Linked DNA regions of Homo sapiens: region 2 is linked to region 1. A link is a loop called in an ENCODE intact Hi-C map of the cell type or tissue named here. Cell type or tissue: CD4-positive, alpha-beta T cell. All regions are shown on one strand. Links, peaks and the distances in the headings refer to the core of each region. The heading gives the core; the rest is flanking DNA. Region 1 overlaps ZNF568 (zinc finger protein 568). Region 2 holds the start of LINC01535 (long intergenic non-protein coding RNA 1535).

Region 1 (11,888 bases), core at 2,367-10,366:
ATAATAATAATAATAACTTTGAATATAAATGGATTAAATTTCCCACTTAAAAAATAGAGAATGGCTGAATGGATTTTTTTTTTAAAAAGATCCCCAAATATCCTACTTATAAAAAACTCACCTTACTGGTAATGACACATATAGACTGAAAGTAAAAGGATGGAAAAAGATATTCCATGAAAATGGAAACCAAAAGTGAGCAGGAGTAGCTATATTTCTAATAGATTAAAGAGTTTTTAAGTCAAAAAGAGTTAAAAAAAAAAAAAAAGACAAAGAAGGTCATTATATAACCATAAAGTGATTAAACCAGCAGTGGATATAACAATTCTAAATATATATGCAGCCAACACTGAAGTACCCAGATTCATAAAGCAAATATTACTAGATCTAAAGAGAGAGACTGCATTACAATAATAATGAGGGACTTCAACATCCCATTCTCAGCATTAGACAGTTTTAAAAAATCAGAGTTTTAAAAAATTAGATTTAAACTGGACTTTAGACCAAACACACCTAACAGATATTCACAGAACCTTTCACCCAACAGATGCAGACTATACATTATTTTCATCAGTACATGGAACATTCTCCATAATAGGCCATCGAGTAGGCCTCAAAACAAGTCTCAACAAATTTTTAAAAGCTGAAATCTTATCAAGTATCTTAGACCACAACGGAATAAAACTAGAGATTAACACCAAGAGGAACTTTGGAAACTATACCAATAAATGGAAATTAAATATCATATTCCCAAATAACCACTAAAGATCATAATTAAAATGAAAATTGAAAGAAAAAAAAATTTTTTTTTTTTTTGAGATGGAGTTTCACTCTTGTTGCCCAGGCTGGAGTGCAATGGCATGATCTCGGCTTACTGCAACCTCTGCCTCCCAGATTCAAGTGATTCTCCTGCCTCAGCCTCCCGAGTAGCTGGGATTACAGGCAAGTGCCACCACCCCAGCTAATTTTTGTATTTTTACATGGTGAGCCACCATGCCAGGCCAAAGGAAAGTTTCTTGAAACAACCGAAAATGAAAACACAACATTCCCAAACCTGTGAAATAAGGCAAAAGTAGTGTTAAGAGGGAAGCTTATAGCAATAAATGTAGAATGCAATCAAAAAAGTTAGCTGGGCACAGTGGCTCGTACCTGTAATCCCAACACTTTGGGAGGCCGAGGCGGGTGGATCACCTGAGGTCAGGAGTTCGAGACCAGCCTGGCCAACATGGTGAAACCCGATTTCTACTAAAAATACAAACATTAGCTGGGCATGGTGGTGAGCACCTGTAATCCCAGGTACTCGGGAGGCTGAGGCTGGAGAACCACTTGAACCCGGGAGGCAGAGGTTACAGTGAGCCAAGATTACACCATTGCACTCTAGCCTGGGCAACAGAGCGAGGAGACTCTGTCTCAAAAAAAAAAAAAAAAAAAAAAGTAGAACAATTACAAATTAACACTCTAACAATGTACCTCAAAGAACTAGAAAACAAGAAAAAGCCAAACCACAAATTAGCAAAATAAAAGAAATAATAAAGATCAGAGCAGAATTAAATGAAATGGAGACTAAAACAATATGAAGGATCCACAAAATGAAAAGTTGGTTATTCAAAAAGATAACCCAAATTGATAAACCACTAGCTAGACTAACCAAGAAGAGAGAATACCCAAATAAGCAAAATTGGAAATGAAGAAGGAGACATTACAACTGATACTACAGAAATACAAGAGAGTGTCAGAGACTTACGAGCAGCTATATACTGACAAACTAGAAAACCTAGGGAAAACAGATATATTCCTGAAAACATAAAACTTACCAAGACTGAATGACGAGGAAATATAAAATCTGAACAGACCACTAAGTAGTGAGATTAAATCAGTAATAAAAAGTGTCCCAACCAAGAAAAGCCCAGGGTCACTTGGAATCACAGCCAAATTATACCATACAAAGAAAAACTAATACCAATTCTCCTGAAACTATTTCAAAAAATAAAAGAGGAGAGAATTCTCCCCAGTTCATTCTACAAGGCCAGGATCATCCTATTACCAAAACCAGAGAAGGACACAACATAAAAAGAAAACTAAAGGCTGATATCTGACAAAGGTAGATGCAAAAATCCTCAAAAAAGCACTAACAAACCAAATCCAATAGCACAGCAAAATGATAATACACCACAATCAAGTGAGATTTGCACCAGGGATGCAAAGATGGGTCAATGTATGCAAATCAGTTAACATGATACATCACATCAGAATAAAGGACAAAAACCATATAATCATCTCAATAGATGCAGAAAAAGCATCTGATAAAATTCAACATGCTTTCACAATAAAAACTTCAACAAGCTAGGCACAGAAGGTACATACCTCAGAATAATAAAGGTTATATATAACAAACCCACAGCTAACACCATAGTGAATAGGGAAAATCTGAAAGCATTTCCACTAAGAATTGGAACAATGCCGACTTTCACCACTCCTATTCAACATAGTAATGGAAATCCTAGCCAGACCAATCAGGCAAGAGAAAGAAATAAAAGGTATCCAAATTGGAAAAGAGGAAGTCAAATTGTGCCTTTTTGTTGATGATATAATCCTATATCTAGGAAAATCTAAAGACTCCACCTGGCTGGGCGTGGTGGCTCACGCCTGTAATCTCAGCACTTTGGGAGGCCGAGGAGGTTCGATCACTTGAGGTCAGGAGTTTGAGACCAGTCTGGCCAACATGGCGAAACCCTGTCTCTACTAACAATACAAAAAAATTAGCTGGGCTTGGTGGTGCACGCCTGTAATCCCAGCTACTTGGGAGGCTGAGGCAAGAGAATTGCTTGAACCCGGGAGGTGGAGGTTGCAGTGAGCCAAGATTGTGCCACAGTACTCCAGCCTGGGCGAAAGAGAGACCCTGTCTCAAAAAAAAAAAAAAAAAAAAAAGAAAGAAAAAGAAAAAAGAAAAAAAGAAAGAATATTATGAACAAGAATAAAAGCGTATAAAGCATATTATGCCCACAAATTTGATAATCTACATGAAACAGACTAATTCCTTGAAAGACACAATCTGTCAAAACTCACCAAGAATAAACAGACAATCCAAACAGGCCTGTATCTATTAAATAAATGGAATCAATAACTATTAACCTTCCAAAATAGAAAGCATCAGGCCCAGATGGGTTTACTGATTAATGCTCCCAAACATATAAGAAAGTTTATCAATTCTCTACCCTCTCTTCTAGAAAAAGGAAATATTCCCTAACTCAGTCTATGAGGCCAGCATTATCCTAATACCAAAACCAGGAGAAACATATTACAAGAAAAGAAAACTACAGAACAATATCTCTCATGAATACAGATGCAAAAATACTCAATAAAATATTAGCAAATCAAATCCAATAATATATAAAAAGAATTATACACCACAATCAAGTGGGATTTATCCCAGAAATGCAAGATTGATTCAACCTTTGAAAATCTATTAATCTCATTCATAACATCAAGAGGCTAAAGAAGAAAAATCATATAATCATGTCAATAGATGCAGAAAAATCACTTGACAAAAATCCAACACCCAATCACAATAAAAACAGTCAGCAAACTTAGGAATAAAGGGAACTTCCTCAACTCAATAAGGCAATCTTTTGGGTCTCTTACAATCCTTCAAAATCTGAATCTTAAAAATTAGCTTTATATTTAATAGTAAAGAGACTTGAAATACTTTAAATCAAACCCACTCCAATCCACTGAATTATATACCATTGTTTCCCAGTACTTTCATGGCCTTTGAAAACCCTGTAAATCAATCTTGCTCTTCTTTTCCACCTGCCAATATTTGTTTCTATTTACCCACATATTTAACATTTTCCTTATCCATCTTCTTTGTTTCTCAAGTCCTCCATCTGAGACCACTTCTAGAGAGCTTGCCCATGCTTCCCTTTAGCCTCCTGTTTATACACCTCTTTAGCCCATGACATCAAGTTTTTGAAGAAACCACACCAAATGTCACAACAGCAGTTAAAGAACAGTTTGAGCCAGGCGTGTGGGCTTATGCCTGTAATCCCAGCACTCTGGGAGGCTGAGGCGGATCACCTGAGGTCAGGAGTTCAAGACCAGCCTGGCCAACATGGCCAAACCTCATCTTTACTAAAAATACAAAAGTTAGCCAGCCATGGTGGCAGGCGCCTGTAATCCCAGCTACTTGGGAGGCTGAGGCAGGGAGAATCGCTTAACCCGGGAGGCAGAGATTGCAGTGAGCCGAGATCGCGCCACTGCACTCCAGCCTGGGCGACAGAGCAGGACTCCATTTAAAAAAAAAAAAAAAAAAAAAAAAAAAAAAAGAACAGTCTGGAAATCCCTAGGGGGCCTTGAGATTGAAACTATTTTCATATTTTTCCTTCTTTTGATCTCATTTGCTCATGAGTAAGAATGGAGTTTCCCAGTCTTACATGACATGTGACTGAATGTAGAAGCAGATATGAGAACCCAGCTGTCTACTTTTAAGTAATTTAAAGTATTTGAAAGTTGTGTAACAATGACGCTCTTATTATGTTTTTTGGTTTTGGAAATAATTCTTTTTCATAAAATAATTTCATAAAAATTTATTGCTTGTATTAACATGTAATGAGTTTATTAGTTTCAAATGAATCAAAAATATTTTTTGGTTGGGTGCTGTGGCTAACACCTGTAATTTCAGCAATTTGGGAGACCAAGGTGGGCAGATCACTTGAGGCCAGGAGTTCAAGACCAGCCTAGCCAACATAGTGAAACCCCATCTCTACCAAAAATACAAAAAATTAGCTGAGCATGGTGGTGCACACCTGTAATCCCAGCTACTCAGAAGGCTGAGGCATGAGAATCGCTTGAGCCTGGGAGGCAGAGGTTTCAGTGAGCCAAGATTGCATCACATACTCCAGCCTGGGCAGCAGAGTGACACCCTGTCTCAAAAAAAAAAAAAAGTTTTTTTTAAATTTCAATTTGAGGACTACTGTTGCAAAATGTCTACTGTTTTAAGTCAGTTTCCCAGGAAAAGAGAATCTGAGATGGAAATCTATGATAGGGTTTATTGGGGAGATCTCTTGGGAACATCAGCAGTAAGGAAATGAATAAAGCAGAACTGGATGGAAAGAGAAATTAAACTGATGCAGTTGAAATTTGTTCCCTGGGGAGCTCTAGAGCTGGGATTGCTCTTCAGAGTTGCTCTAAACTGAGGCAACGTGGGCCAAGCTGCCTGAAGGGAGACAGTGTAACCTTGCATAAGGCAGCTCCTTTCGTCCAACAGCAATTCCTTAGAGGAATTTAGCTGTGAGTTGTCAGCAGCCAAGATTCTCAGAAGTTGGCAGCACAAGTGCCTCAGTCCTGAAGGTGGAATCTTGAAAAGTCTGAGGCATAGCTTACACTCGAGTTCCCACAGGGATCAGGATGACACCATCCATGGCAGGACTGTGCCTGCGATCACACCCTTGACTTACTTCTTTTTCTTATTCTGCTTCCTCCATTCTCTTACCCCTCTTACTGAAAGCACTTCCTTAATAAATCACTTGCATAGGAATCCTCATCTCAAAGCCTGCTTCTGGGAAACAGCTGAAAAGAAAGTCCATCACACATCTTGAGTCCATCCCCAACCTTTACTCTAAAATATTTCTCCCCAGCCTGCTGCATTTTTATCAAATGGTCCACCGGCCAGCCAGTTTCTTTCCATAAAAACATAGGAGTTATCCTTTATCTCTTTACTCCTCATCTTTCATATGAACTCATTATGTTGAATCACCTCCAAAATGTATCTGAAATCTATCAATTTCTACTGCTGTGTCTAGTCCAAGCCACTATTAGTATGTTTTATTCTGTGTGTTTTGAGGCCATTCACAGGAACTGAACCTCTTATGAAGTTTGAACTCTAGAATGGAAACTCTCTAGGCAGTAACTCATGTGTGTCCAGGAAAAGAAGAATTCACCATGATTTAATTAATGATTTTTTTCAAAGTCTGTCTCAGTCACTTATATCTATCTTATTATTTCTACCCCTTAGGACAGAAGGAAAAAATGAATTTACAGAGACCAGATCATCTGCTTGCTGACACAAGATCAGTAAAACGCCCTTTTAGACCTACTCTGAGGCACTTTACCTCACCTGATAGGTTCAGCCAGTCTTACTGGGGTGAGAGAGGCCAAAAGAGAAATCTAAGGTTGTCCTTATGGGCCTTAAGTGGAATTTTACATTTCTCTGTTGACTCTAAAGCTATGTAAAGAAAGGGGCAGAGGATTTAAGGCATATAAAGTACAGGCCAAAAACAAACAAACAAACAAACAAAAAACATTAAAAAGAAAATCACAGATAAAAACAACTGTTTAGACAAAAAAAAAAAGTCTCACAAATATTTATACAGGGTTACTTGTGTGGATACACGAAATGCGAAAACCATTTTTTAAAAAAAGGTTTACAGGCTGGGCATGGTGGCTCACAGACCAGCTTGACCTACGTAGTGAAACCCTGTCTCTATGAAAATACAAAAATTAGCCGGGCATGGTGGCGGGAGCTTGTAGCCCCAGCTACTCAGGAGGCTGAGGCAGGAGAATCACTTGAACCCAGGAGGCGCAGGTTGCAGTGAACCGAGATCATGCTGCTGCATTCCAGCCTGGGCAACAGAGGGAGACCCCCTCTCCAAAAAAAGAAAAAGGTTTACAGGCTGGTACAGTGGCTCACACCTGTAATCCCAGCACTTTGGGAGGCCAAGGTGGGTGGATCACCTGAGGTCAGGATTCGAGACCAGCCTGGCCAACATGGTGAAACCCCAGCTCCATTAAAAATACAAAAAAAAAAAAAATTAGCCAGGCATGGTGGCACGCACCTGTGGTCCCAGCTGCTTGGGAGGCTAAGGCAGGAGAATCACTTGAACCCGGAGGCAGAGGTTGCAGTGAGCCAAGATCACGCCATTGCTCTGCAGCCTGGGTGACAGAGCAAGACTTTGTCTCAAAAAAAAAAAAAAAGTTTACACATAAATATTGGGTATGCTAGCAAAACTGGATTTAGTATAAAACTTATTGAAGAAGGGACTACGAAATGATAATACTCATTTAGATATTTCAGTTTGGGTAAGTTGTCATTGTTTTCACTGAAGTCAGTCCCTGCTGTTGTTAAGTCACCATCAGTCTTCAAAAATACCTAATAACAATCAAAACTGATAGTCATGGTTGTACTTCACATCTTTAGTCTGAGATTTACTTTTGTGAAATCAACTTCAAACAAATGTAGTTAATGTTCAATCATAAAAGCTAAAGATCCCTTTTCACAAACACCCCCTATTTTTATCTCCTTTGTATTGTTTTTATTTTTTTGAGGCAGAGTCTTGCTGTGTCGCCCAGGCTGAAGTGCACTGGCGTGATCTTGGCTCACTGCAACCTCCGCCCCTCTAGGTTCAAGCAATTCTCCTGCCTCAGCCTCCTGAGTAGCTAGGATTACAGGCATGCACCACCACGCCCAGCTAATTTTTGTATTTTTAGTAGAGGTGGGCTTTCACCATATTGGCCAGGCTGGTCTCGAACTCCTGACCTCAAGTAATCGGCCCGCCTAGGCCTCCCAAAGTGCTGGGATTACAGGCGTGAGCCACCACACCCAGCCTATCTCCTTTTTATTTATTTTTTATTTTTTTGAGAAAGGGTCTTACTCTGTCACGCAGACTGGAGTGCAGTGGCACAATCTTGGCTCACTGCAACCTCTGCCTCCCGCATTCAAGCAATTCTCCTGCCTCAGCCTTCTGAGTAGTTGGGATTACAGGCACCCGCCCCATGCCTGGCTAATTTTTGTATTTTTAGTAGAGACGGGGTTTCATCCTGTTGACCAGACTGGTCTTGAATTCCTGACCTCAGGTGATCCACCCGCCTCGGCCTCCCAAAGCGCTGGGTTTACAGGCTTGAGCTACTGCGTCTGGCCCTATCTCCTTTTTAAAAAGGCATTAGCAGCTTTCTGTAATGTATATCAACTAATATTGTAGAGATGGCATAATAAAAACATCACCTCTGTAAGGGTTGGTTCATGTATTATTACAGAGAATGAGACTCTTCAAGAGGAACTCTACTATTAGTGCTCAGGGTCTAAGTTCACCACCATTTCCAACCAAAACCGGATGGGCTGTGTAAGTCAAGAGTTGTAAAAAGAATAAAATGGTCTCTAGATTAAAACCAACACACTTTTACACAATTGCTTATGGCCACCTCAGGAAATAAATGATTTCTCATTTCAAAATATTGTTATAATTAACAATGATATTAATGCCTATGCTGGTTGTATGGAAAATTACAGGGCAAGAAAACAAATATTGCAAAGTCACTTTCCCAGGAAAAATCTTAATCTCTCCACAATACTCTAAATATATTGGTAATTAGTTAGCTATGAACCTAATAAATTTGCTGTCTAATAATACTGGCTCCACTGAAAGGACAGGCACCGTGAGTAGTAGACATGATGCCCGGAGCTAGTAAATAAAAACACATTTCATTTGTTATACTGGCATCTGATTTTCAAATTTTTAATAATTAAATATTTACTTGAATCTAAGATATCATCAGTTGAAAGGAGTCCAATTTCAGAAATGTTAAAATATAAAAACACAGCATCATCAAGTTGCTAAAATGTGCTAATTTCACATTATATAATAAACAAGAATATTCTAATTACTAATTTTCTAGAGAGATTTTTCATAAAATAGTTGAGCATCTGATAGGGCATATGAATCCATTATAACATTTCCTTCTATGGGCACAGGCTTCCCTTGGCCTGTTGTGAGAAAGAACAAGAAAAACACTATTACAAGTAAACATTCATATTGTCATTGTGTATAATTAGCTTTTAAGATTTATTTTATATGCTACCAGTCTTTTTAAGGTATAAAAACTACAAGCAAAGCTAAAGTCTCCTTTTAATCAACAGCCTCAAATTCAATCTCCAGAGACAATGCTATCAATAATTGGGTGTGTATCCTTCTATTCTATTTTAAATAGTTTTACATACAATTTTCAATAATAGAAACAGTTGTTCTTTATAAATGATTTCATTCCAATTTACATAAATATTATTACACAATGTTTCATTTGTATTTTGATTTTTTTCATTCAACATTGTTTTAACTATCCATGTTACACAATATGGATCTGGTTCACTGCTTTTAAGTGCTGTATACTATTCTATCATTTGAATATATCATATTTTATTCATCCATTACCCCACTGATGAATATTTAGGTTGTTTTCAATGCAGATATATGTCTATATATTTCTTTTTTTTTAAGAGATGGGGTCTTGCTATGTTTCCCAGGCTGGTCTTGAACTCCTGACCTCAAGTTATCTTCTTCTATCAGCCTCCCAAGTAGCTGGGATTACAGGCATGTGCCACTGCATCTGGCTATACATACATACATATATTATATATATATTTCTTATGCATTATTTGTGAGTTTCTATAGGATGTATATATACCTAGAAGTGGAATTACAGAGTCCTTTTGTCTTGAAAAAAAAAAAAAAAAAGCTCCTTGGCCTCAACGTCATAGACAATATCATCTATTTTCTCCCAATGGTTTCACAGTTTGGCTTTTCAAATTCCAGTATTTAAATCCTTTAGAATGTTAATTTTTTGGCCAGGTGCAGTGGCTCAAGCCTGTAAACCCCAGCACTTTGGGAGGCCAAAGAGGGCGATCACTTTTGAAGTCAGGAGTTCAAGACTACCCTGGCCAACATGGTGAAACCCCGTCTCTACTAAAAATACAAAAAACAAAACAAAACAAAACAAAAAAACCCGGAAAGCAGAGGCTGCAGTGAGCTGAGATTGCACCACCGTACTCCAGCCTGGGCGACAGAGTGAGACGCTTGTCTCAAAAAAAAAAAAAAAAAAAAAAGAATATTGATTTTTTAGTATGTCGTAATGTTGTAATTTTATTTTCTCCAATACGGAGAGTCAAATATTCCCAGCAATTTTATTGACTAGGTCATCATTTCCCTACTAATTCATGATGTCAGGTCTAACATACACTGAGTTCACATATATTCATGAATCTGCTTCTGGATATTCTATTCTTTAAAATCTGCTCATTTACCTACTAATGTACTAATATCACACATTTTTAAATGACTATAACTTTATATCATACAGTGAGGGTGTTTCCTCTATTCTTTTCAAAATTGTCGCAGCAATTCATACACTTCTATTTCACATGAATTTTATAATCATTTTTGAAAGATCCTAGAAAATTCTTAGTTGATTTTGTTTGGAACTGCATTCAGTCTATAGATTTTCAGAATTGAGGTTTTTATAATACTGGGTTTTTCCATCTATGTATATGGTATTTCTTTCCATTTATTCCAGTCTTACACCTTTTAACAAAGTATTAAAATTTTTCCATAAAGATCCTGGCTTTTTTGAGCTTATGCCAAGATATTTTAAGTAAAACATGGGTTGAATTTAAGAGGCCTTCTTTCATTTAATATACTTGGTGTCTCTCACCTGTATGACCTCTCTTATGTATAGAAAGGGATGCTCTTTGAGAGAATGCTTTCCCACATTCATTACATTCAAAGGGTTTCTCACCAGTATGACTTCTCATATGTATAATAAGTAATGAGCACTGAGAAAAGGCTTTCCCACATTTATTACATTCATAGGGTTTCTCCCCTGTGTGACTTCTCACATGAAGAGTGAGGGATGAGATTCGAGAGAAGGCTTTACCACATTCATTACATTTGAATGGTTTCTCTCCAGTATGAATTTTTTCATGCTCAAGAAGATTTTGTCTCTGACTGAAAGCTTTCCCACATTGATTACAATGATAAGGTTTCTCTCCAGTATGAATTTTCTCATGTTCAGTGAGGTTTGATTTCTGACTAAAGGCTTTTCCACATACTGTACATGCATAGGGTTTCTCACCCGTATGAATTCTCTGGTGTCGAATGAGGTTTGACATCTGAATAAAAGCTTTCCCACATTCACTGCATTCATAAGGTTTCTCTCCAGTGTGAATTTTCTGATGTGTAATGAGATTTTCTTTCCTGCTGAAGGCTTTTCCACATTCCTTACATTCATAGGGTTTCTCAGCTGTATGATTTCGCATATGTACGGTTAGGGATGAACTCTGAGAGAAGGCTTTCCCACATTCACTACATACATAGGGTTTCTCACCAGTGTGACTTCTCATATGTATAATAAATACTGAGCATTGAGAGAAAGCTTTTCCACATTTATTACATTTATAGGGTTTCTCCCCTGTGTGACTTCTCATATGTAGCGTAACAGATGACATTCGAGAAAAAGCTCTACCACATTCATTACATGCATAAGGTTTCTCCCCAGTATGAATTTTCTCGTGCTCAATAAGATTTTGCTTCTGGCTGAAGGATTTCCCACATTCCTTACATTCATAGGGTTTCTCTCCAGTGTGAATTCGCTCATGTTCAATGAGATTTGATTTCTGACTGAAGGCTTTCCAACAATCCTTACATGCATAAGGTTTCTCCCCAGTATGAATTCTGTGGTGTCTAATAAGGTTTGACATCTGAATGAAAGCTTTTCCACATTCATTACACTTATACGGTTTTTCCCCAGTATGAATTTTCTGATGTGTAATAAGATTTTCCTTCCTACTGAAGGCTTTTCCACATTCTTTACATTCGTAAGGTTTCTCTCCAGCATGAATTCGCTCATGTCTAATGAGGTCAAATTTATGACTGAAGTCTTGTCCACACTGATTACACTTAAAGGGGGTTACAACATAGGATGCACAATGGTAAAATGGTTTCCCAAACTCATTACTCTGTTTCTCTCTTACACAGCCTTTCTCATATCTAAGTAAGTCTAAATTATGTTCCAAACCCTTATCAAGTGAGTCACAGTCATAGAAGCTTTGTCTTGAAGTAACA
Region 2 (10,708 bases), core at 2,083-10,082, 300 kb before region 1:
ATCTGGACCTACAAGAATAAAAAAACAAGATTTTCCTGAATATGTCTGGCCTCTCCCTTCTGTGGGATACCCTTAAGAACTATCAGCCCCTCTTTGCTCAAAAACTCCTTGTGACCCTCTTTTGGGAACACAGGGAAAATCCCCCCGGCTCCACACAGTATAGCGCAGGACAGACCCACAGAGAACAAGACCCAAGAGAACCCACCATAATACAAAGTCAGGGAGGGGTGTCCACCATCAAATGTTCAAGCTTGCAGTGGGCCGGGGAGGTAGTGGGTCCTGAGCTCCAGATCCTAGTGGAGGTGGGAGGTGGGCATTAGGCTTTGGACACATGTAGGCCCAAATTACATCTGTGCAAACTCACACACAATGAAAATTACACCAGGTCGGGTGAGATGGTTCAGAAATGACAGAAAGCAGAGGAAGAGGCTGAAAATATGGGCTTCTCTGTAAACTGTGAGGACAATAAATGCCAGCAACAACCCAGGAAGTGTTTATACCTGCATTTCTTCAATTAACAGGGCAAAGTTAGAGCAGCAAGGACCAGATGGGGGCCAGGCACTTCCCCTGGGGCAACCGATGTAAACCTGGAAATCAGTCACCCTCGGCGTCACCATTTTCCTTATGATGAATCAAATATACAGAGAAGTTCACTGATGGGTTCAGCATCAGAAAGCTGATAAATAAAGGCTGGCTCTGAATCTAAATAGCAGCTGTTGGATTCCCAGGCATATACCAAATGCTTATTGACTAAAAATCACCCTCACTAGATAAGCGCAAAGAAACTCACTTTCCACATCTCTCAAGTTATCCATTCTGGTAGGTATTTGCTCTGTAAATTACATATGACAGAAGAAAAAGAAAATGAAAACTCAGGAAAGTAAACACACTTCTAAACTCATGAATGGTAAAATACAGGAATACAATATCCTTGAGAATCCATGAGACTATCCAAAGAAAATGCAATATACATGAGGGTAAAAAGGCCATTTGGCAAAGCCTGCAGAGTCCAAAATCTGGTTTACAAGGAAACTTACCTTCCAATGCATGCAAAACAGAGGAATTGGAAAAGAAGCTCCTAATGATCTTGAGAGGTGGGAACCTAATTATTAGCAGAGCAGCTGCAAAACAGGAAACATTGTGAGTTAAGTATTCAATTAAAAGAAAACATGATTCTACCTGGAAAAAAAAAAAAAGGAAAAGAAGCTCCTATCCTTATTGAGGTGAGAAAAATATCAGCACAAACAGAAGGAAATCATGCCAAAAAAAGTTACAGGCCAATTTCTAAACTACTGTTAGGTTTAAGGCAAACGAGAAAGTCCTGCCCTGACCAATGAACCAGAGCAGAAACTGTGCATTTCAAATACTGGGGGAAATGGACTGGGCATGGTGGCTCCCGCCTATAATCCCAGCACTACGGGAGGCCAAGGCGGGCGGATCACTGAGACCAGGAGTCCAAGACTAGCCCTGCCAACACAATGAAACCAGTCTCTACTAAAAATAGAAAAAATGAGCCAGGAGTGGTGGTGCACAACTGTAATCCCAGCTACTTGGAAGACTGAGGCACGAGAATCGCTCAAACCCATGAGGCGGAGGCTGCAGTGAGCCAAGATTGCACCACTGCACTCCAGCCTGGGCAACAGAGTGAGACTGTGTCTCAAAAAAAAAAAAAAAAAAAATACATATATACATGTATATATTGGGGGAAATGGTTGGCAGTGAGCTTGTTCTGTCCAGGATCCTTCTGATATATGGAAGAGTCTTTGATCCCTTCTCAAAATAATGCTGTAAACTACAGGAAATAAAATTCATAGAATTTCAAAGGAGACTAATTACTTAGAAATGCAGCTATTGGCCAGGAGTGGTGGCTCACCCCTGTAATCCCAGCACTTTGGGAGGCTGAGGTGGGCAGATCATGAGGTCAAGAGATCGAGACCATCCTGGCCAACATAGTGAAACCCTGTCTCTACTAAAAATACAAAAGTAGCTGGGCATGGTGACGTGTGCCTATAGTCCCAGCTACTCAGGAGGCTGAGGCAGGAGAATCGTTTGAACCCGGGAGGCGGAGGTTGCAATGAGCCGAGATCGTGCTACTGCACTCCTCCAGCCTGGATGACAGAGAGAGACTCCGTTTAAAAAAAAAAAAAAAAAAAGAAATGCAGCTATCAGGATACTTCAAATTTTTCTGATATATTAATAGGCATGTTGCTGTGGCAATTTTTAAAAAATGGCCACTCCTCCCTTTGAGAGGCAGAATCGATGTCCTGTCTCCCCGATCCTGGGTGGATTTGTTGTGTTACCTCATAAAAGACCACTCAGCATCTGCCCTGGGAACCTGTGCCACCTAAGAATTCTGACTACCCTGAGACTGCCAGGCTGTAAGGAAGTCAAGGCCACATGGAAACACTACATGTAGGCACTCAGTCCCAGCTGAGCCCCATCTTCCAACATCCCAAGCCAGGTATCAGATATAAGGGAACAAGCCTCCAAATGGTTCCAGCCCCCAGCTGTTGAGTCTTCCGTGCTGAAGCCAGACATCATGGACAGAGACAGCAGGCCACTCTTGTGCCCTGTCTGAAATCTTGACCATGAGCATGAGAATCCACAAACATAATGATTGTGTTGAGCCACTAAATTTTGGTGTAATTTCTTACACAGTAATAGTGCCTACAACAGCCACCTTAACATATTAAGTAACAATATCAAGTAGCAAGTCATCACTGGGAACTGTTATTTGGAATTGTCATTGGGAAGCAGTGACAACCATGAAGGCTATTTGGAGATGCTGTCAGATGACATAAAAACTGCTGTGGTCTCACTGTTAACAATGCCCCATACCCACGGGGTCTACGGCCTACATTCTGGATGGAAGGAAACACTACATTTTGGTTAGAGGAATGTGAAAATTTACATGGGACGGTCTCACAGGCCCCTAAACTTGGCTCATGGAAACTGCGGGTAATAAACTCAGAGTTAGAAGCAGTCGAAAGCATCAAGGCTGCTCATGAAAGAGCTGAGGGTTACGAACACAATTGTAGACAAGAAAAGAGAAAAGACAAAATGGTGGCTCAGCAGGGAGGTCACAGGGATAGCTGGTATTAGTTTCCAGACATCCAAGAAAAGGACACCCATCTGAGTAATGGATTGAGGGTCACTATTAAGATATGGGGAAATATCAAACGGAAACATTAGTGGCTAATGCTGGGCATTTCCAGAGCTCTCATATAACCACAAAAAACTTAATTTTAGGTACAATGTCAGAAGCAGAGGGGTGCTGAGAATTAAGGACAGGCCTATGAAGAATGTGGGGGCTGTTTTATAAAGCACCGAATCTTCACACCTCATGAAGTTAGCAACCTGGAGCCTATAGGAGGTGTCTCATTCACACTATGAAATAAATCCTGTGAAAGTAAGAGATCCACCAACATATATATATATATATATATATATATATATATATTTTTAGACTGAGTCTTGCTCTATGCCCAGGCTGGAGTGCAGTGGCACAATCTCGGCTCAATGAAACCTCCACCTCCCAGGTTCAAGTGATTCTCGTGCCTCAGCCTCCTGGGTAGCTGGGATTACAGGTGCCCGCCACCACGCCCGGCTAATTTTTGTATTTTTAGTAGAGATGGGGTTTCACCATCTTGGCCAGGCTGGTCTCAGACACCTGACCTCAAGTGATCCACCCGCCTCGGCCTCCCAAAGTGCTAGGATTACAGGCATGAGCCACAGCGCCCAGCCCACTGACTAAGATTTTAAAGGAGTTAAGAAGACAGAATCATTACCACTATAAAAAAAATCAAAACCCACTTTGGGAGGCCGAGGCGGGCAAATCATGAGGTCAAGAGATCGAGATCATCCTGGCCAACATGGTGAAACCCCATCTCTACTAAAAATACAAAAATTAGCTGGGCGTGGTGACACGCGCCTGTAATCCCAGCTACTCAGGAGGCTGAAGTAAGAGAATCACTTGAATCTGGGAGGTAGAAATTGCAGTGAGTGGAGATTGTGCCACTGCACTCCAGCCTGGTAACAGAGCAAAGGGAAAGACCTGACCATCCCCCAGCCGGACACCCATAAAGGGTCTGTGCTGAGGAGGATTAGTGAAAGAGGAGGGCATCTTTGCAGTTGAGGTAAGAGGAAGGCATCTGTCTCCTGCTCATCCCTGGGCAATGGAATGTCTCCGTGTAAAACCCGATTGTATGTTCTATTTACTGAGATAGGTGAAAACTGCCTTAAGGCTGGAGGTGAGACACGCTGGCAGCAATACTGCTCTTTAATGCACCGAGATGTTTGCGTACGCGCACACCAAAGCACAGCACCTTTTCTTAACCTTGTTTATGACAGACCTTTGTTCACATGTTTTCCTGCTGACCCTCTCCCCACTATTACCCTACTGTCCTGCCACATCCCCCTCTCTGAGATGGTAAAAATAATGATCAATAAATACTGAGGGAACTCAGAGACCAGTGCTGGCGCAGGTCCTCCATATGCTGAGCGCTGGTCCCCTGGGCCCACTTTTCTTTCTGTATACTTTGTCTCTGTGTCTTTTTCTTTTCTCAGTCTTTCATCCCACCTGAGGAGAAACGCCCACAGGTGTGGAGGCGCAGGCCCCCCCCTTCAACATCCCACTAAATAATACAACTGGCAAAAAGTGGGATTTTTAAAGGTTGGGGAGCCATATTAAACATAATCTAAATCAGGAGTTTATTTTATTTTATAAACCGAAACCCAGCAGTCACTCCCTCCCCTCAGGGCATTCTGCAACAAAACACCTGCCGAAAAATAAAAGGGTGTTTTACTTGAGTGGGCTGAAAAGTCCCCGTTTTTATACCTTTAATCTCCAGATCCTATGTGTCAGAGGTCGGGAAACTACATCAGCCCCAGTCCGGGCGCCCATGAGACCTGTGGACGGACGGGGAAGGGCCTGGACGCAGCCCGGGCCCCAGTTTCTGCCGTGGCGATGGCCGATTGAAGGCCAGGACTCCCCGCCGCTGACCCTCCAGTCAGGAGGGTTAGGCAGGCGCTCCCATGTTAGGCAGGCGCTCAGCCGAACATCCCAAGGTTGCGGAACCACTATACCCGCCGTGCGCCTGGATGGCATCTGCAGACCCAGCGTCCGCCGGGCTCCCGGAAACGTGGGGGCGGGCTTCCGGAAACGGTGACCAATGGGAAACGCGACCAGCTGACAGTCCTATCCAGGCAGCACAGAAAGAAGGGAAGGTGGCAGTCAGACTTAAGTAGACAGATCTTTTAGCCAATGGATGTGCAAGAGAGGGGAGGTTTGCTCCATGTTGGCCAGTAAGAAGTGCTTGGGCCGACCCGCCTCCAAGTCCTGGGAGGACAGTTCAAATTATGGAGGAGGGGCTGGTGCTAGGCAGCAGTGGCGAGGGGAGTAGTGGGGATTAGGGGGAGCACGAGATCATTCACCTTTGCCGCTCAGATTACCAAGCCTGTGACTTTGAGAATGGGTGTCTTCCTTGCAAGGTTTCAATCTGAGGCTCTTGGGAAGAGGGAGGAATTGGAGCCTGATGGAAGCGCTGGTGAGAGGAGCGGGTGTAGGGAGAGTGGAGAATGTGTCAGTCAGGCGGTGTCTTTATTCCTGGCACCTCACTTAGCCTGCCCTAGTTTCTCAGTCTATTCCAGGAGCATGCTCTTGACCCTGCAGGGGCCTGAAAGGGAATGTTGCTCGCCAGTCTCTGCTTCCTTGGACTGGATTGGAATTGGTCCCACGAACTTAGGCATTATGATATATTGTTGCGTTTAGATTCACTTGGTTTTTACATTGTGCTTTCTTTTCCCCTTTCCCTTCAAGGATTTAGAATGTTTTATTTGCTCTGTTTAATTATATATGATTGCCTTGAAGATTTCACCTTGAATTAAAATTACATGTTTTTGCCTGTCTTTATTAATATTTAAAAATACTAAAATAACACATGTTCATAATGAAAATGAAATATTACAAATAAATATAAAGGAAAGGCAGTATTCCCCCTCCAGTTCCACTCTTGAAATAACGAGTTAACAAGATGATGAGCATCTTCCCATTATGTTCTCCACGATTCATGTAAGTATTTACACACATACAGAAGCATATACAGTAGTCCCCCTTTATTCATGGTTCTACTTCCCACAGTTTCGGTTACCCACAGTAAATTGTGGTCTGAAAATATTAAATGCAAGATTCCCGAAAGAAACAATTCATAAGCTTTAAATTGTGGGCTGTTCTGAGGAGCGTGATGAAATATCTCACTGTCCTGCTTTATTCTGCCTGGGATATGAACACCCCTTTGTTCAGCAGATGCACGCTGTATGCGCTACCCTTAGTCGGTGAGTAGCCAACTTGGTTATCAGACTGACTGCCGCAGTATCACAGCGCTTGTGTTTAAGTGACGCTAATTGTACCTAATGATGGCCCTAAAATGCAAGAGTAGTGATGCTGTCAATTTAGATATGCAGAAGAGGAGCCCTAAAGTGTTTCCTTTAAGTGAAAATGTGAAAATTCTTGACTGAATAAGGAAAATAAGTCGTGTGCTGAGGTTGCTAAGATCTATGGTAAGAACAAATCTTCTAGCTGTGAAAGTGTAAGGAGGAAAAGAAATTTCTGCTAGTCTTGTTTGTTGAACCCCAAGCTCTAAAAAATACAGCCACGTGTGATAAGTGCTTAGTTAAGATTAAAAAAAAAAAACATTAAATTTGTGCTTGGAAAACATAAACAGAAATGTGTTCTGATCGACAGCAATTGGGTCATACTATCCACGGTTTCATACATCCTCTGCGGGTCTTAGAACACATCTCCTGCAGATAAGGGAGGGCTACTATATAAAGTTTCTTTTATTATTATTATTATTATAAAGCATTTTCCTTTTTTAATATAACAATTTGAATCAGACACCACTTCAGGTACAAAGATATTAGGATACCTTTAGAGTAGAAAGGGAGCTAACTCATTCTTTCTAAGAGTTAAAGTATCTTCCATTATATGAGCATTTAAGATGTTAAAGTACTTTTGCACCAAAAATAATACTTTTTTTTTTTTTTGAGATGGAGTTTCACTCTTGTACCCCAGGCTGGAGTGCAATGGTGTGATCTTGGCTTACTGCAAACCCTGCCTCCCGGGTTCAAGCGATTCTCCTGCCTTAGCCTCCTGAGTAGCTGGGATTACAAGCATGCGCCACCACACCCGGCTAATTTTTGTATTTTTAGTAGAGACGGGGTTTCACCATGTTGGCCAGACTGGTCTCAAACTCCTGACTTCAGGTGATCCTCCCGCCTCAGCCTCCCAAAGTGCTGGGATTACAGATGTGAGCCACCACGCCTGGCCTGTAAATATTATTTTACTTATATGAGTTTTTACTTCTGCTGGGACAAATTGCACGAGTAAACAAATATATGTGCATATAATGTAATATATGTGTATATAATTATATATGTGAATCTACAACTTAATATATACACATACATAAAATAACATATACAATTTAACATATACACAAATATAAGCTGGGTGCCGTGGCTCACTCCTGTAATCCTAGCAGTTTGGGAGGCCAAGGTAGGGGATTGCTTGAACCCAGGAGTTTGAGACCAGCCTAGGCAACATGGTGAAACCACATCTGTACAAAAAATACAAAAATTAGGTGGGTGCGGTGGCATGTACCTGTAATCCCAGGTACTTGGGACGCCAAAGTGGGAGAATTGTTTGAGCCCAACAGGCGGAGGTTGCAGTTAGCCAAGATCATGCCACTGTACTCCAGCCTGGGTGACACAGCGAGACTCTGTCTCAAACAAAAAGTCAAAAAACAACTGATGCTGGTGAGGCTGCGGAGAAAAGAGAATGCTTATACACTGTTGGTGAGAGCATAAAATAGTCCAGCCAGTGTGAAAAGCAGCCTGGAGATTTCTCAGAGAACTTAAAACAGAGCTACCATTTGACCCAGCAATCCCATTACTGTGTATCTACCCAAAAGAAAAGAAATCATTCTACCAAAAAGACAAATGCACTTGTATGTTGATCGCAGCACTATTCACAATAGCAATGATGGGGAATCAACCCAGGTGCCCATCAATGGTAGACTGGATAAAGAAAACGTGGTACATCAAGCTCATCCAACCCACGCTCCATAGGCTGCATGTGGCCCAGGATGGCTTTGAATGCAGCCCCGCAATCCACCCTCATCCAAAATGCACAGCAATGATTGGATATGTTGGCTATGTTTAAAGACCCTTCAAGTAGGAAGTAAAGGGCATAAATGAATGAACAGTGATACTGCAGCAGATAGGATAATAGTCCAAGTTTATTTATAAAATATATCCCATCCTGTCAAATACTGCTAGAAAAAAGGGTTCATCTAGAAGATGTTGAGGTTAGAGCATATATTTTCATTGACAGAACTTTAGTTATTTGAACTTTTGCAATCCCATGTAAATTATCTTATCTTGTATTCCAAAAATCCCATGCTATCCACATCTATTTGGTTCCTGAGTTCAGACACTAAGAAATACAATCTTATCTAAATCAATTTGATTTTCAAGTTTCAGAAAGTAGAAAGTTTGATTTATCAGAATTGTTTTTTCCTAAATTCAGAATGTGACAAATATTTATTTTCAATGGGTTACTAGATTTGATTTGCTAATTTATAATGCTGTATTTTCATAACTGATTCTGGACAAATTGTTTTGGGTTCTAGTAGGTTGTAACATCAGGATTATGACAAATTTTAAAAATAGATAATTTGCTATCTCAGTCTATGTCCTAGAAGAGTTTCCTAAGACATTTCATAGATTTCACCTATAAAAATCTCTACCTTGGTGTCTTTTTTAGTGTAGCAATTTGACATTTAAAATATATTTTAAGAAAAATTTTATTTCACTTATTTATTTTTGAGAGAGTTTCACTCTTGTTGCCCAGGCTGGAGTGCAATGGCATGATCCCCGCTCACCGCAATCTCTGCCTCCCGGGTTCAAGCCTTTCTCCTGCCTCAGCCTCCTGAGTAGCCGGGATTACAGGCATGAGCCACCACGCCCGGCTAATTTTTTGTATTTTTAGTAGAGACAGGGTTTCTCCATGTTGGTCAGGCTGGTCTCAAATCCCCGACCTCAGGTGATCCACCCGCCTTGGCCTCACAGAATGCTGAGATTACAGGCGTGAGCCACCATGCCTGGCCAGTCTTATTTTTTTAAATAAGTTTATTCTGGAGGGAGGTCTATTAAGATTTTACACCTCCAGTTAATTCTGATGTCGTCAACTTATTAAAAATCACAGACTTTTTCCAGATTTTCAGATATATTATAAAAATGTCTATAATACCAACTTTTAAGTTTGTTGTTTTAATTTTTTTTTTTTTCTGTAGAGATGAGGGGAGGGGGATCTCATTATGTTACCTAGACTGGTCTTGAACTCCTGGCCTCAAGCCATTCTCCTACCTCAGCCTCCCAAAGTGCTGGAATTACAGGCATGAGCCACTGCAACCAGCCTTAAGTTTTTAAATTGAGATCAAATTCACACAGCATAATATTCACCCTTTTAAAGTGTATAGTTGAGTGACCTGTAGTATATAAACAAAATTGTACAACCTTTACCCATGCCACATTTTCATTACCCCAAATGACACAGTTCTTTTAAGTTTACATATATAGCCATTTCAATTTCTCATATACAATATTGTTTATTTGTCATCCTTATTTCACCTCTGGAATCACTAAACTTTGTCTCATTTTTTTTCTCTTCCATCAAATATCAATTTTGGATTCAGATCCAGTTTTTTTCTTTCAATTATTTCTGCCTTTTAAAATAATACTACCTCCTTCCTCCCACAATTCATTTCAGCTTGTTTTAGTTCCTTGGGTTCTATATTTTTTCTTCCTAGTATTACAATATATGCACAAATATTAGGTTATAAAACTTCCAATACAACTTTTACTGCCACTCACAGGTTTTTCAATTGTTTTCATTTTCATGTACATTTAAATAATGTATATATTAGGGATTTATTCCTTAACCCATGTTAATTAAGAGGGAATATTGAATTAATAATCAGATATTTGATGGTTATCCTATTGTACTGCTTCTTCTGGTCAAATAATGTTGCCAGTATGTTTTCTGCATTTTGGGGGGAAATATTAGAAAAAATTTTATAATCTCTTCCTGCTTTTTTGACAGCTGTGCTTTCTACTACTCATCATATTTTCAGGGTTTCAGATTGGTAACCGTTTATTTTTTATTTTGTAAGACAGAGTCTCGCTCTGTCACCCAGTCTGGAGTGTGCAGTGGTGCAATCTCAGCTCACTATAACCTCCAACTCCCAGGTTCAAGCAATCCTCCCACCTCAGCCTCTTGAGTAGCTAGGATTACAGGCATGCAACACCATGCCTGGCTATTTGTTTTTGTTTTTGTTTTTTTTGTATTTTTAGTAGAGACGGGGTTTCACCATGTTGGCCAGGCTGGTCTCGAGCTCCTGACCTCAAGTGATCCACCCACCTTGGCCTCCCAAAGTGCTAGGATTACAGGTGTGAGCCACCGCGCCCAGCCTCAGACTGGTATTCTTTATGTAGCATAAAAGATAAAGTCTGAACAAAGACTATGCACACATACTTTTTCTCTTCCTTTTAAAATTCCACACTGAATAATAATGATAGGGAAAGGCTTCGTTATACTCATTACAAGTGTTTCTCTTTTTCCACCATGAATTACAAATTTGCCAAAGGT

Evidence for each region. Hi-C counts contacts between places; a loop is a spot of excess contacts. Peaks named below come from ENCODE experiments on the same cell type or tissue, not always from the same donor. Only the 100,000 strongest peaks of a DNase experiment are listed, where the experiment ranks them.
Region 2: a loop joins it to region 1, with 3 times the contacts of the local background. A loop is called at or near these places in 1 of 110 quality-filtered maps.

What each region holds. Positions count from the first base shown.
Region 1 is chr19:36,949,657-36,961,544 of GRCh38, reverse strand. It overlaps ZNF568 (zinc finger protein 568), which reads right to left. Exons shown (of 7, transcript NM_198539.4): 7 at 8,811-11,888. The coding sequence ends at 10,457. Among named protein-coding and RNA genes, the nearest start is that of ZNF568, 39 kb to the right of the region's middle. In CD4-positive, alpha-beta T cell, for the core only: no CTCF peak of the experiment used is centred there; no DNase peak of the experiment used is centred there.
Region 2 is chr19:37,246,312-37,257,019 of GRCh38, reverse strand. ZNF383 (zinc finger protein 383) reads right to left here. Exons shown (of 6, transcript NM_001387601.1): 6 at 8,280-10,708. It overlaps LINC01535 (long intergenic non-protein coding RNA 1535), which reads right to left and starts at 5,135. Exons shown (of 3, transcript NR_110719.1): 1 at 4,838-5,135; 2 at 1,038-1,121. In CD4-positive, alpha-beta T cell, for the core only: no CTCF peak of the experiment used is centred there; a DNase peak (open chromatin) is centred at 5,199; H3K4me3 peaks cover 1,035 bases.